2 separate regions of the Mus musculus genome follow, and region 1 is linked to region 2. The links are chromatin contacts, found by POLR2A ChIA-PET in ENCODE. All regions are on one chromosome and are shown on one strand. The core of a region is the stretch at or near the end of the contact, and the rest is flanking DNA. Distances in the headings are between cores, read along the strand shown. Region 1 overlaps Ccdc12 (coiled-coil domain containing 12). Region 2 holds the start of Ptpn23 (protein tyrosine phosphatase, non-receptor type 23).

Evidence for each region. ChIA-PET counts read pairs that join two places held with the same protein, here RNA polymerase II (POLR2A).
Region 1: POLR2A ChIA-PET joins it to region 2 with 22 read pairs in Patski. The contact joins the enhancer-like site here to the promoter of Ptpn23 in region 2. POLR2A ChIA-PET finds 5 or more read pairs at or near these places in 2 of 5 experiments (Patski and embryonic stem cell).

Annotation. Positions count from the first base shown.
Region 1 is chr9:110,678,751-110,685,472 of GRCm38, reverse strand. All of the region lies in intron 1 of Ccdc12 (coiled-coil domain containing 12), which reads right to left. Among named protein-coding and RNA genes, the nearest start is that of Gm35715, 6.9 kb to the right of the region's middle. Within about 2 kb of position 1,917, at least 1 of the 3 ENCODE cell types and tissues checked has a DNase peak (open chromatin) inside an H3K27ac peak, as active enhancers do.
Region 2 is chr9:110,406,598-110,413,284 of GRCm38, reverse strand. It overlaps Ptpn23 (protein tyrosine phosphatase, non-receptor type 23), which reads left to right and starts at 5,075. Exons shown (of 25, transcript NM_001081043.1): 1 at 5,075-5,251. The coding sequence starts at 5,168.

The sequences.
Region 1 (6,722 bases), core at 668-3,167, 280 kb before region 2:
TACCCTCAGGCCCGACACCTGCTCCGCATAGAGTGTGCGCTCCAGCTGACAACCCAGTGGGAAACCAGGCTGCGCTGACTGTGTGGCCCTGGGCAAGTCTGGCTGTGGTTTCCTCATCTCTGAGAACAAGGACAATCATGGTGACATCATCAAAGTATTACAAGACGGAAATGATGGGGGCGGAAGGGAAAACCTGCAGCTTGGGTGGGCAGGTAGCTCCCAGAAGAGCAAGGAGGAGAGGACTGTAGATTGGGCACAGGGCTGCAGTCCTAACAGCTGGCACCTACAGAGGTCACAGGGGGCTTTCATTCCCATGGGTCTTCTGTGATGCTCTCAGCAAACCTCTGAACAGAAGAACACTGTATGTCCTAATGCCTGCTTCATCAAGGGCATGAGACAATGTTAGGGCATGTTAGACGATGCCTTCGAAGGGATGGGGAGGTGGCTCAGCAGAGAAGAGCGCTGGCTGTTCTTCAAGAGGACGTCAGTTCAATTCCCTGCACCCACAGGGTAGCTCAAAACCACTTAAAACTACACGTCTAGGGGATCAGACACCTTCTGGCCTCCATGTGGGTACCAGCCATAGGCATGGGTCTTCTGGTCCTCACTCAGAGCTCACAAAGTGTGACATGGCAGGCTGGGGACCACCAGGCCAGAAGTAGGTCACAGCAGGAGCCACAGCTCTCCTGTGGGTACAGCTAGTCTATAGAGGCCTGTGGACAGAGAAAGAGAAAGAAAAAAACAAAGTGCCTGGCTGGCAGCTGGCAAAGCAGCAAGGAAGCCGGAGATAAGGCCCAGAATAGGAGCTGGAATTAGGTCTGAAGTCAGGCAGGACAGGCTGCAGAGAGACTGGGAGGAGGCAGCGAGGCTGAGACTCTGGTAGTGACTCACCGGGGAAAAGAAGGTGCCTTGGACAAAGGAGGTGGCAGTGCTATGGGGACAAAGAGAAAGGGTGTGGCAGCTTTCTTGCAGACTAGAGCTGAGGCTTGAGATGTGTACAGAGGCTGTGAGGGGTCCATGCTGGCCAAAATACCCTCAGCGATAGGAAAGAGGGCTCCTGGTTGCAGAAGAAAGGCAGGACTAGCCCCACTGTCCACTGAGACCGGGCAGCAGCATGCCAGGCTGATGCAGCTTCTGCCGCATCCCATGGCTTTGAGCCTGGGATCACTGATATCCTATGTGTGGTAGAGGAACATAGGGCACTGGCCTCAGGCCAAGTCAGCTCTTGTTCTTTCCAGAAGTACAACTGGGCATCCTGCCACAAGTGCAAGGGAGGCAGCAGGTAACTCCTCCCTCCCACATATTTCCTTTATAAGTCCACAGACATTGGCCAGATCCCTGATGCTAGGAATTGCATGCATTGCAAGCTGGGAGCTAAGGAGAAAAAGCATTAGCACACACTGAGAATTCAAGTGTGACGGGGATCCTTACCCCAGGTACCTGGTCAGACTCGAGGGGCAACGCCCCCCCCCCCCCCACACACACACACACATACCAGGTTTGAGAGGGTACAGCTTTCTGGAGAAAAGCCCAGAATGCTTTTGGATTCTTAGAGGGCAAGGTTGGAAGGGGGCAATGGCACACAGACCCAGAACAAGGAAGGGATGGTATTGACAGCATGACAAGAGGCAGTGGCTCTCTAGGTGGCTGGGGAGAGTCTCTAAAGTACACCTCCCTTGTCCTGCCTGTTAAAGAATGAATGGGAGGGGCAGGGGGCAGAGGGAGGGCAGAACAGGGAACAACTGGTACAGATGGGTGAGCACACGTCCTTTCCAGTGCCCAGGACTTCACCCTCCCCAGCAGCAGCAGGAAATAACCAACTGGAAGGTTAGGCAGAGGGCACAGCACAAACCACAGCCCCCTTTCCCTTTCCAGGGAGCCAGACTAGACCATTTCACCTGGGCAGCCCAGAACTGAGGCTCTGAACTCCCAAACTCCTGACGGGCTTCTCCTTACAGGAAGCCCTGAGGCATACAGGAAGCCTACACCTCAGGCTTGGACTGAGGTGAGGACAAGGAAAACCTTATACCAATCCGCACCCATGTTGGGGTTGCAAGCAAACTGCAGGACCCTTTTTGGGACAGGTGGCCCTGGCGGTACTTCAGCAGGGACACTTGAGGCTTAAGTAAGGGGACCAGGTCCACTGTCCCATGCACACCTTCTGCTCCATGATGCCTACTATGGGAATGCTTACTGGAATCCTGGCCAAGGTTCAAATCCTGCTGCCCAACAGTGATGGGCCAGGCTCATACCTGACTCTTGTGCTATTTTTCCTAGGGAGTCACCACCACCCACCCAGCACCTTGGTTCAATAAAACTCAAGAGAGCGGCCGGGCATGGTGGCACATGCCTTTAATCCCAGCACTTGGGAGGCAGAGGCAGGTGGATTTCTGAATTCGAGGCCAGCCTGGTCTACAAAGTGAGTTCCAGGACAGCCAGGGCTATACAGAGAAACCTTGTCTTGAAAAAAACCAAAAAAAAAAAAAAAAAAAAAAAAAAAAAAAAAAAAAAAAAAAAAACCAAAACAAACAAAAAAAACTCAAGAGAGCTGACAGCCAGTTGAATTACTGGAAGCACAACAGACTCTACCAACTGAGCCACATCCCAGCTCAATCTTGCCTACTTTTGGAGAGAACAGGAGAGATAAAATGTAAGTAGGGTCAATAAAACAAAAGAGCATCAATCACACTAGGGTCCCAATGACTAGGTGAGCTCTTTCGGGAGTTGGACGCAAACATTCACTTCTGTCCTGCTTTTCCCACTTGTGAGTGATAACATTATATAAGCAACTTACTTAAATTGAGTAATACTGATATTACTGAACAAGATCAAGTTTATCCAATTAACCACTGCAAACATTTTATAAGGTCAGCATTCCTTCCTGTTTTCGTAGATGAGCAAATCAGAGGCACAGCGTAATTAAGTAACTCATCCAGAGTCACACGGCCTGGGGCTGACAGAACCCCAGTGGGGGAGGGGGAAGGGTGGCCTTCAAGCTGCTCCTCTCTGAATGCCTGCTCCTTGCTCTGGTCCAATTCTTGCCCTGACATGGCACACAGCTAGTCTCAGTCAGTCTGTCTGTCTCTCTCTCTCCCTGACTGACCTGGAGCTCTAGATACAGACTACAAATGGCCTTGAACTCACAGATGCCAAGCATGTCTGGCCTCTCTGTTAGACTCTAAAGCACTTTTACGACACACCACGGGGTTGAAAGGGCTTCTGATACCATTCTAGAGTCATATAAGCCAACTGTCAAAAGCCCCAAACACAACCATTTCTGGGCCAGAAACTCCAGTTCAGAAAGTCGAAGCAACCAGAACAATTCAGGCAGAGGTATTCAGAACAGCGAACAGCGCTCAGCGCTCGTCGCAAGGGATAATTGGAACTGTGATGCTGGGCATCATCTAGAGGGCCAGCTGCTCAGTGAAACAGAATGTGAGGGCACAGCTGAGTCCCACACTAACTACAGAGCCAAGGTTGCTACCATGGCAACACTACACTTAGACACGGCTAAAGACTTGATGGGGTGGAGCTGCCCAGCACAACTGTGTGCAATATCTTTCCATTTTACTTCCATTGTCAAAAATTTACCAACAGCCAGGCGTGGTGGCACATGCCTTTAATTCCAGCACTCGGGAGGCAGAGGCAGGCAGATTTCTGAGTTCGAGGCCAGCCTGGTCTACAGAGTGAGTTCCAGGACAGCCAGGGCTACACAGAGAAACCCTGACTCAAAAAACCAAACAAAAAAAAAAAGAAAAAAAAATTACCAACAAACAAAAGCAACCAGCAAATCCACACTCAAGGGACTTATTGTCTTGGCCATGCTAACCCTGAACTGTTTCCGACCCTGACTGGGAAGCAGACCTCAAAAGCCTAGTCAGTGTCTTAGGACACCCCCAACCCCAGCATTGCAGGGCCCAGACAGGGCTGGCTGAGGCCGGCACACACCAGCATCCCTTTGTAATCTGACTATACACAGCAGCAGACACAACAGACACAGCAAGCCTGGTCCCCTAAATTAGTAGAGACACCTCTGTTATGCAGGGCTCATTATTCACTGAGCATTTTCAGCTAAGATGCTAAACGGTGAGGTCATTTCCCCCTCCTTCCCACCTGGCCTCACTTCCCTCTTTTCTTGGAGGGGAAAAGCTGCCTCAGCAGCAAAGCAGAACTCCTGACTGCCAAGACTTCCTCACCCACTCTCAGCCTAGGTGCTAGAAAGCCCATCACAGAGCCCCGAGGAGGCTGCAAGGTGCAAGACTTCTAGTGTGCCAGCTTCCCGGGGAAGGTGTAGCTGGTCTTTGGCTACTTTTTGGGTTCTTCTTTCTTCCACCCTTCTCCACACTTTTTCCAACCATTTCAACCCCCAACACTAAATAGAAGAGAAAAAAGGACAGAAAAGAAAGGGGGTGACGCTATTGTTAGACTACTTCCTGATGATTAGAGGTGTCGAGTTCCTTGGGACTAGTTCAGTCTTCGTCATCAGGATATCTAATTTCTTGTCTCTTCTTCTTGCAGTACTACTTAACAAACCATGACCAACAGCCAATGACTCATCTTACTTCACAGGGCCCTACCAGCCTCCGAAAAGTCCCCAGAGTTTGCACCATCACACAATCCCAGAAACTATTTGCTGCTGGCAAAATCATGCCCCTGCTAGAGCATGAGGCAAATCATAGTCAGCTGCAGTGGACAGTCTGAAGCAGCCCCATATTCCCCCACCTGGATTAAAACAAAAACGTAGAGGCCCATTGGACTTGCAAACTTTATATGCCCCAGTACAGGGGAACACCAGGGCCAAAAAGGGGGAGTGGGTGGGCAGGGGAGTGGGGGTGGGTGGATATGGGGGACTTTTGGTATAGCATTGGAAATGTAAATGAGCTAAATACCTAATAAAAAATGGAAAACAAAACAAAACAAAAAAACAAAAAAAAACAAAAACGTATTCTTATAATAGTTCTGTGTTGGTTTTTTGTTGTTGTTTTTTGGTTTTGTTTTGTTTTTTGTTTTTTAAATAAACCAAGATTCCAAAATTGTCACTAGAGGAAGGTGCCTGGGACCTCTTCCGGGACTTCATGGTAGTCAGCCAGGGAAGGGTCAACTGATCATCAGTTGTGGGCCTGGTACAGCCACCCAGCATCTCTGTTCCTGCTGCTGCTAGGCCAGGCTGGAAGAGCACATGGCTTCCCCTTCCTCCATTCCATCCTAGGATGCCGAGGCTGAGCCAGGAGGGAGTCCATCTCCCCAGTTCTCACCATCCTGGGATCTGCAAATGATAAGCAAGAGCCCAGAACCTCATGGCCCTGCAGAAGACACCCTTCCACTTCCCACACACAACACACATCCAAGCCAGCTCTGCTTATTTGCACCATTTCTGGGTCCTTCCAAAAGTGCCTTGTCCACTTCCACTCTTGTCAGGCAACACAGGCACCCGACAAGATGCACCTATGTCAACAGCACCTATGACCTGGGCTCAATCAACTGCTGAGGCAGGGTGCATGGAAGGATACATGCAGCAAAGCTATAGCCCATTTGCATGAGTTGTCCCTTGACCTCCACATGCCTGAAGTGATGGCACAAGTCCCCTTCTAAATAATAAACTAGTTTGTTTGTTGGTTTGTTTGTTTGTTTTTGCTTAAACAGGATGTAAATCAGTTGACAGAGTGCTTCTAGCAAGAAAGTAGCCTTATGTTTGATACCAAATACCATATAAACCAGGCCAGAGTGGTACATGTCTGAAATCTCAGAATCAGGGAGGCAGAGCAGGGGCACCAAGAGTTCAAGGTCATTCTCAGCTACAAGAGACCCTGTCTCAAGACAAAACAGAGAAACACAAACAAACAAACAAACAAACAAACAAGAAGCAGGGCATGAGGAGCTCAGGAGGTAAAGGGAACTTGCCACACAGATCTCCTGCCCTGAGCTCAATCCCTAGATCCCAGGAGGAGGGAACTGACCTTTCCAGACAGGGTCTCTCCGTGTAGCCCTGGCTGTTCTGGAGCTCACTCTGTAGACCAGGCTGGTCTTGATCTCAGAGATCTGCCTGTAGTGGCTCTTATTATTTTGTTGCTACACCCCCTTGTTGTCTTTAAATATCTACTAGGGGTTTCTACTCCACTTCACACTATCATTATTCCCAGATAAAAGACACTGAGACCTTTAGATTTATAATAAGCTTTAAAGCACTAGAGCTGGGCAGACATCAGCCCTCTATTTTGTCTACTTGCCTGTGCCATCCCCGAGATATCACTTGCTGTGTTCACCTGAGCCTCTCCTACTCCATCAGGCCAGCCCTCCGTGGCCATGAGCTAAGATCCACCTGCCCAGTGGCCACCTCCTTCCTCTCCTCCTTGTGGTCCCTGCCGGAGACACCAAGCCTGGGATCCTTTGCTCCACCCCCTCTCTTCTGCCCAGCCCATGATGTAAGCATCTTTATTAACCAATCTGGGATAACCCGGGGACAAGGTTTACACAGCATCCTTTGGTGGACCTGGTGATCTCCTTGTTGGGGGCAACCAGACCTTGGGGCCCAGTATTTAGCATTTGAATATGTAGCACCACCAACACCCCACCCCCACCCCCGGAGTTCTGGGATTAAAGGCATGTGTTATCACTGCTGGGGGTGAGAATTGACTTTCTTAAAATAGGTTGATTCTCTAACCTTACACATGAGCAGTGCCATCCCCATCAGCCAATGCCATAGCTAGGACACAGGGCTCCTG
Region 2 (6,687 bases), core at 3,826-6,325:
CTTGCCCCAACTCCAGCCCCGACTCCGGCCCCAGCCCCGGCCCCTGTTCTGCTTTGCCAAGTCTGAGACTAAGAGAGTCAGGACAGTCTAACTTTGTCCTCACCCCGCCCCGCCCCCTTTCTTCTCCTGTGCCTGGGCTCTCACAATCTTAGGATGTTTTGGGAGAACACTTTCCTCTTCTCTGCCTCATTCCCTGCTCTGTAAAGATTCAGGATTTTGAGCCAAGGGAGGCATCAGGGAGAAAACACAAAGCTTCCTGTTTGGGGTGGTTTGGAACATTTCCAGAGCTCACAGACAAGTAGGAAGAGAATTCTGGGCCAAGGAATCCTTGTGCCAATTTGATCTGTGAGGTGGTGGTGCATGCCTTTTGATTACAGCTCTCGAGAGGCAGAAGCAGGTGGATCTCTGTGAGTTTGAGGCCAGCTTGGTCTACAGAGCAAGTTCTAGGACAGCCAGAGCGACACAGAGACATTGTCGCCATAACAAACAAACAAACAAACAAACGTAAACAAGTTTAATTTAGCTGTACAGTGAAAGTAACTCTTTTAAAAAAAGATTTATTTATGTATATGAGTACACTGTAGCTGTACTGATGGTTGTGAGCCACTATGTGGTTGCTGGGATTTGAATTCAGGAGAGCAGTCAGTGCTCTTAACTGCTGAGCCATCTCTCCAGCCCAAAGTAACTCATTCTTGACAAGGACTGTTGTTATTAACTGGATCATAGTCACCAATCTGAAATGGCTTTTCAGTGTAGTTTGGTTTGCATTTCTCTGGTTACTGATGAGATGGGTCATCTTTCACATATTTTTGACTGTCCACATAAGTTTCTATCCACATTGTATATATTCTCTCTCTCTCTTTCTCTCTCTCTCTCTCTCTCTGTGTGTGTGTGTGTCTGTGCCTCTCTCTCTGTGTTTCCCTTCCTTTTCCTCCACCTCTTTCTCTTCCTCTTCTCCTAACAACAGTTTCTTTTGAGATAGGGTTTCCTAAGTAGCCCAAGCTGGCCTCAAACCTCAGCCTTCCAAATGATGAGTCTCTGCTTTGTGTCATATCTTGGGCTCATTTTTTTAAAATGTCGTCTTTCTTTCTTTCTTTCTTTCTTTTTTTTTTTTTTTTTTTTTTTTGAGACAGGGTTTCTCTGTATAGCCCTGGCTGTCCTGGAACTCACTTTGTAGACCAGGCTGGCCTCGAACTCAGAAATCCGCCTGCCTCTGCCTCTCGAGTTCTGGGATTAAAGGTGTGCGCCACCACTGCCCGGCAAATGTCGTCTTTCTTGAGGGCAGAGATGTTCACCTGTTTCGTTCAACAGCACCTAAAACATTTTGTGGGATCCTGGTGTGTGTGTGTGGGGGGGGGGGCAAGTAAAGTAGGCTGAATAAATGACCCACCTCCATCCTGGACTCTTACATTCACTTGCTGGGGGCAGTTTGGGTGGTCAACTCCCAAAACCCAGACACAAGTTTCCACATTGGTAACAGGAGGAAGGCTTTCAGTGTGTCTTTAAGGGGCCATGCAGCTTACTGGAAGGAAAGGTCCTGAGAGGACAAGCTGACCTGGCTTAATGTGGTGTTTGCTGCCCCCTGGTGATGGGACTGACTCTTCCCTTGAACCATGGGAGCCTATGTTACCTCTAACTTCCTGCTTTGCTGGGGAAATGGGTAAGTGGGAGGGGAGGATGAGATGGGGCATCCCTTCTACCCCTTCACCTTCCCCGGCCCATCCCACCACCGGCATCAGCATTTGACATCTATGATGGATCTTTTGCTCTCTGACACTTTCATACCAATTACTGTAACTGAGCGTTGAGCTCAGGGCTTCACGTTTGCTAGGGAAGTATGCTACACTTGGGCCTCGTTCCCAGCCTTAAATTCCTGCTAGCTGGCTCATCTAGTCTATTGTACTCTGTTATAGCAACTGTATAGATACCCCAGAACTCACATCTGTGTTTGCAGTAATTTGACTTGAGAAGTACCATTTGGGGCTGGGAATGAATCCACTGGGAATTTATCCATTCTACAGAGGAGAGGGGGGCTAGAGATGGGGCTCAGTGGTGAGAGTGCTTGCCTAACACACAACACACTAGGTTCAAGCTCTGGCACTGCCAAATAAGTAGTGAGGCTCAGGGGAGGGCAGCCAATAGGGATAGGATGCTCAAGATGCAGAGGCGGCTACTTGGCTGTTCTGAATCCTAGAGCTTTCCCTGCAGTGCCACCCTCTGGAATGCCCCTTTGTTACATGGTCTGTCTACAAGAATTAAGACTTCCAAAAAAGAAGAAAAAGAAGAAGAAGGAGGAGGAGGAGGAGGAGGAGGAGAAGAAGAAGAAAGAAGAAAGAAAGAAGAAGAAGAAGAAGAAGAAGAAGAAGAAGAAGAAGAAGAAGAAGAAGAAGAAGAAGAAGAAGGAAGAAGAAGAAGAAGAAGAAGAAGAAGAAGAAGAAGAAGAAAGAAGAAGAAAGAAGAAGAAGAAAGAAGAAGAAGAAGAAGAAGAAGAAGAAGAAAGAAGAAGAAAGAAGAAGAAGAAGAAAGAAAAGTAAAAAAATTAAAGAAAGAACAACAAAAACAAAAACAAAAACAAAAAAAACCCACAAAACAACAAAAAACAAAAACCAAGACTTCCTACTACCCCCTACCCCCTCCCTGTTCTAGCTCACATTGATCCCTTCCTGGCCTCATTTTTGGGATCTAAGCTGTTGCTTCTCTTTGCTCAGCAGGGCTTCCCCTCAGCTGGGACTCACCTGTTGTTCCTGAGTTTTGCAGAAATGGTGTCTGTAATGTTGGTATAGGGGCAGGTTCTAAAGAAGCCCAAGCTGGCCTGGAACTTAATACATAGTCTAGGTGGGGCTTGCCTTCTCACTTGGGGGTCACTTCTCACATGCTGTGATTAAATGAGTGTGCTACCCCCCCCCCCCCCCCGGATAGCTTAGTGAAAGATCTTGTGCGCGCGCACACACACCTTAGTCTTGCAGTAAAGCATATCTAATGTAATCCTTACAATTTTAACCATTTGAAGGCGACAGCTTTTAGGTACACTAGCTATTGTACCACCCCTCCCCCCACCATCCATCTTCAGAGGGTTATAATTCATAATGAAACTCTTCCCACAAACAACTCCTTTTGTTCTCAAATCAATTGCCGTGACAAAAATACCTCAAAATTAAAAGGCATTTTGCCTCATAGCTTCAAGGGTTATCGTAGGGAGGACCTTGATGGCCGAGTTCGCCTCAGAGCATCCAGAAAGCAGAGACACAGAACGGACAGCTGCACTAGCTGGCTTCCGACTCTCAAAAATTAGCTTTATCGTGTCTCTGCATAATGAATTGGGGGGGGGGCACACACAGGCCGTGGTGTACAACTCTGTCCAGCCAGTTTTCAATCCTCCTATCTTTAGGTTGATTCCCAAGATTGTTCCCGTGTTTGTGTGGCAACACCTTAGCTTCCAAATCATCCCCCCAGCTTAACATACTCTTTAAACTTCATTTTTTTGTGTTTTGTTTTGTTTTTTTAAAGACAAGGTTTCTCTGTGTAGCCCTGGCTGTCCTGGAACTCACTCTGTAGACCAGGCTGGCCTCGAACTCAGAAATCCACCTGCCTCTGCCTCCCAAGTGCTGGGATTAAAGGCATGCGCCACCACCGCCTGGCTAAACTTCATTTTAAAAATTATTGTATGTGTATAGGAGTTTTGCTTGGCACATATGTATGTCTGTGTACCACATGTGTGCAGTGCCCACAGAACCCAGAAGAAGACTAAAGGTCTGGAACTGGAGTTATAGACTGCTGGGAACTGCCATGTAGATGCTGAAAATCAAAGCCAGGTCCTCTGGAAGAGCAGCCAGTGTTCTTAACAACCAACCCACCTCTCTAGACCCTAACATACTTTTAGTATGGAAATGTCTGTTACTTCTACAAAGAGGACGTGGGCCCTACCTGGGTCGGGGAAACCCGTCTTGTGAATCCAGAGTCTTTATTCTCGGGCTCTACATTGCCTCTAAATGCATCTGTCCTCATCTTCACACAAACTAGACCTGAAGTCTTGCGCTCCCTTCTACATGTTCCTCCCAATTTCCTCATGTCAGGTAACAGCCTGTCAGCTATCCACCTAAACCAGGCAGAAACTTGGAAATCAACTTTGATCTCATTCCCTAACATGTACCCACCCCAACTTAGGATACTTTTTTTTCAAAATAGTTCTCAGATGTTCCTCAAAGTGCATTATCTACCCACTTTTTTTTTTAAAGCCTTTTTCACCCAAAGCCACAATCACCGGTCTCCTAGAAGACTACAAAAGGTCACTCACTACTTTCTCCGTTTCCTTATTTTTAAAATTTGTTTGAGACAACGTATTGTTATGTTGCCCAGTCCAGCCTTGAAATGACCTAGTCTCTTCCCTCAATCTCCGGGGTGTCTCCATTATTTATGTCTAAAATTTAACAATACACACAACACAGCTTTAAAATTCCTGTTTCACAGGTGTCTCCAGAGACAAATGCTCGTCGCTGTATAGTTCCTTCCAGAGTCGCAGTCTTCTTAGGTGTTAACTTGGCTGTTCAATGTATCCTACTAAAAATCAAGAACTCCTCAGGCTGCAGAGGGTGGTGGTGTGGAGCAGTGTTCCTGCCCCCTCAACCGCGGACAGAAGGAATCCCTTGGCACTTTTAGCCTGAGTTCCATCCCGCCATACAGTTTGCATAGCTCATGGCTGTCTTCACAACCCCTCTCCCTAACATCACACTAGTCGTTCTCTATGCAGCACTAGTCCCCATCCTTCACCGCTCTCAAGATTTGGGAATTACAAATTCATGGGTGAGTTTTTGAAGGGCCCCCCCGGGAGGAAGAAGAACGTTACGCAAACCAGAAAATCCCAGCAAAGCCTCAAGCTTAGTGGAGGAGATCACTATTCCCAGAAGCCCCTTCACCGTGGATTGGGTCGTCTCTCCACCCAAGACCCTTCGCGCGAGAAGACCGAGCATGCGCGAAGAGGTGTGCGCATGTGCAAAAAGACTACCGGGGTGGGGGGGCCGGACTGCACCTCCCAACAGGCTGCGGGGGGAGTGCGTCACTCCGCGTGACGAGCAGCTTCCGGCGTGGAGGGGCGGGGTTGCGCGCGCGGCTGAAGCAGCTGCTGGACCTGGGAGGGGAGCGGCCCTAGGGCCGCTAGGCGCTACCCGCGATGGAGGCCGTGCCCCGGATGCCCATGATCTGGCTGGACCTGAAGGAGGCCGGTGACTTTCACTTCCAGTCTGCGGTGAAGAAGGTGAGCACACCTTCGCCGCGCATCTCCGTCGTCTGCCCGCGCGTGACGCCCCCCCTGCGCGCCTGTCCCTCCCCGGGTTCCGTCACAGGTCGGGCCAGGCGTTTTCCCTTAGGATGGCCCACCCCTCCCCGGCCGGCACATCATCGTTTTCTCCGACTGGCAGTGCATCATTATGGGGACCCTCTTCCGGACTTCTGTCCCAGACCACCCGCGTTTCTACCGAGGTTCAGCGCTTCCTTGCGATGACGCTCCTGGACCCAGCTCTGCCCTGTTCCTCCATGTCCAGGGAGCCCCCGCGGGGAGCGATGGCGGTCCAGGGTCTACGGAGTCCATGCTAGGCCCGGGCCTTGGTGGCCTCCCAGTTCAAGACTGGACTAGGAAAGAATGTGTGTTTAAGACCGGAGCCCGAGTGGTCCATAGGAATGTCTGGCTCTTAGAGTGTGTGACTGAGTGTGTGTCTGTGTGCAGTTGGATGTCTGACCCTCCAATTCTCTATGGTCTCCTGACAAAATTTCTGTTCCAAAGTTCCTTTGAACCAAAAAGACAGTTTCTTGTTGATGATTAGAGGGCTTGAATCACGCTAGGGCTCTTGGCATCCTATGAGTCATTGTGCTGGCTAGAGCAGTCGTTTGGAGCTCACTGAGGCAAGGGGTTTCCGTGGTGAGATCAGGTGTGGTGATGTGGAACTGGGTAACCTCCGAGAGGGCCGTAGCAGCAGTGGGCAGGTGGGGAGCTGGGAGGAGTCTTGGGGATTTAGCACAGCAGCGGTTGGAGTAGACAGTCTAGAATCCTTTACCACTCCGTGGTATTTAGGGAAAGGAGGAGAAAGAAAATGGGTTTGGAAGTAGTTTCCGATGGACTTGCCTCCTGGATTCTCTTCATATCACCACTTCCTCTGATCAGGCCCTACTTGCTTGAGGATAGGGTGAGGTGCATTCAGGTGCCGGGTGTGTGGATGTGGTGGTGGTCCAAGCTGTGAGTATCAGACCCAGACAGAGCCTGGCACAAGAAGCTAGGCAGGTGCTCTTCCACAGAGATATATGCCCCCAGCCCAGACTCCTTTCCCCACCTGTAAGACCAGCGTAGTAAGCCAATTGATCTAAATTTACAGACTTTTGTTAATTCTTTACCATCTTCTCTTTTTTTGTTTGTTTGTTTGTTTGGCTGTCCTGGAACTCACTTTGTTTGAGGCCTCTCAGAGATCCGCCTGCCTCTGCCTCCCAAGTGCTGGGATTAAAGGCGTACACCACCACCGCCCACCACCTGGCTACCATCTTCTGTTTAATATTATGAGGTGAATTTTTCTAAAATGTATCAAAATTGAGGAAGATAAAGACATAGTATATTGGGCCCTGGTTATACAGAGTCTTACAGAGTAAAGCCAGTATTTTTAGTTTCCCATTCAGGATTCTCTCTGACATAGCCTAATTCTTTGA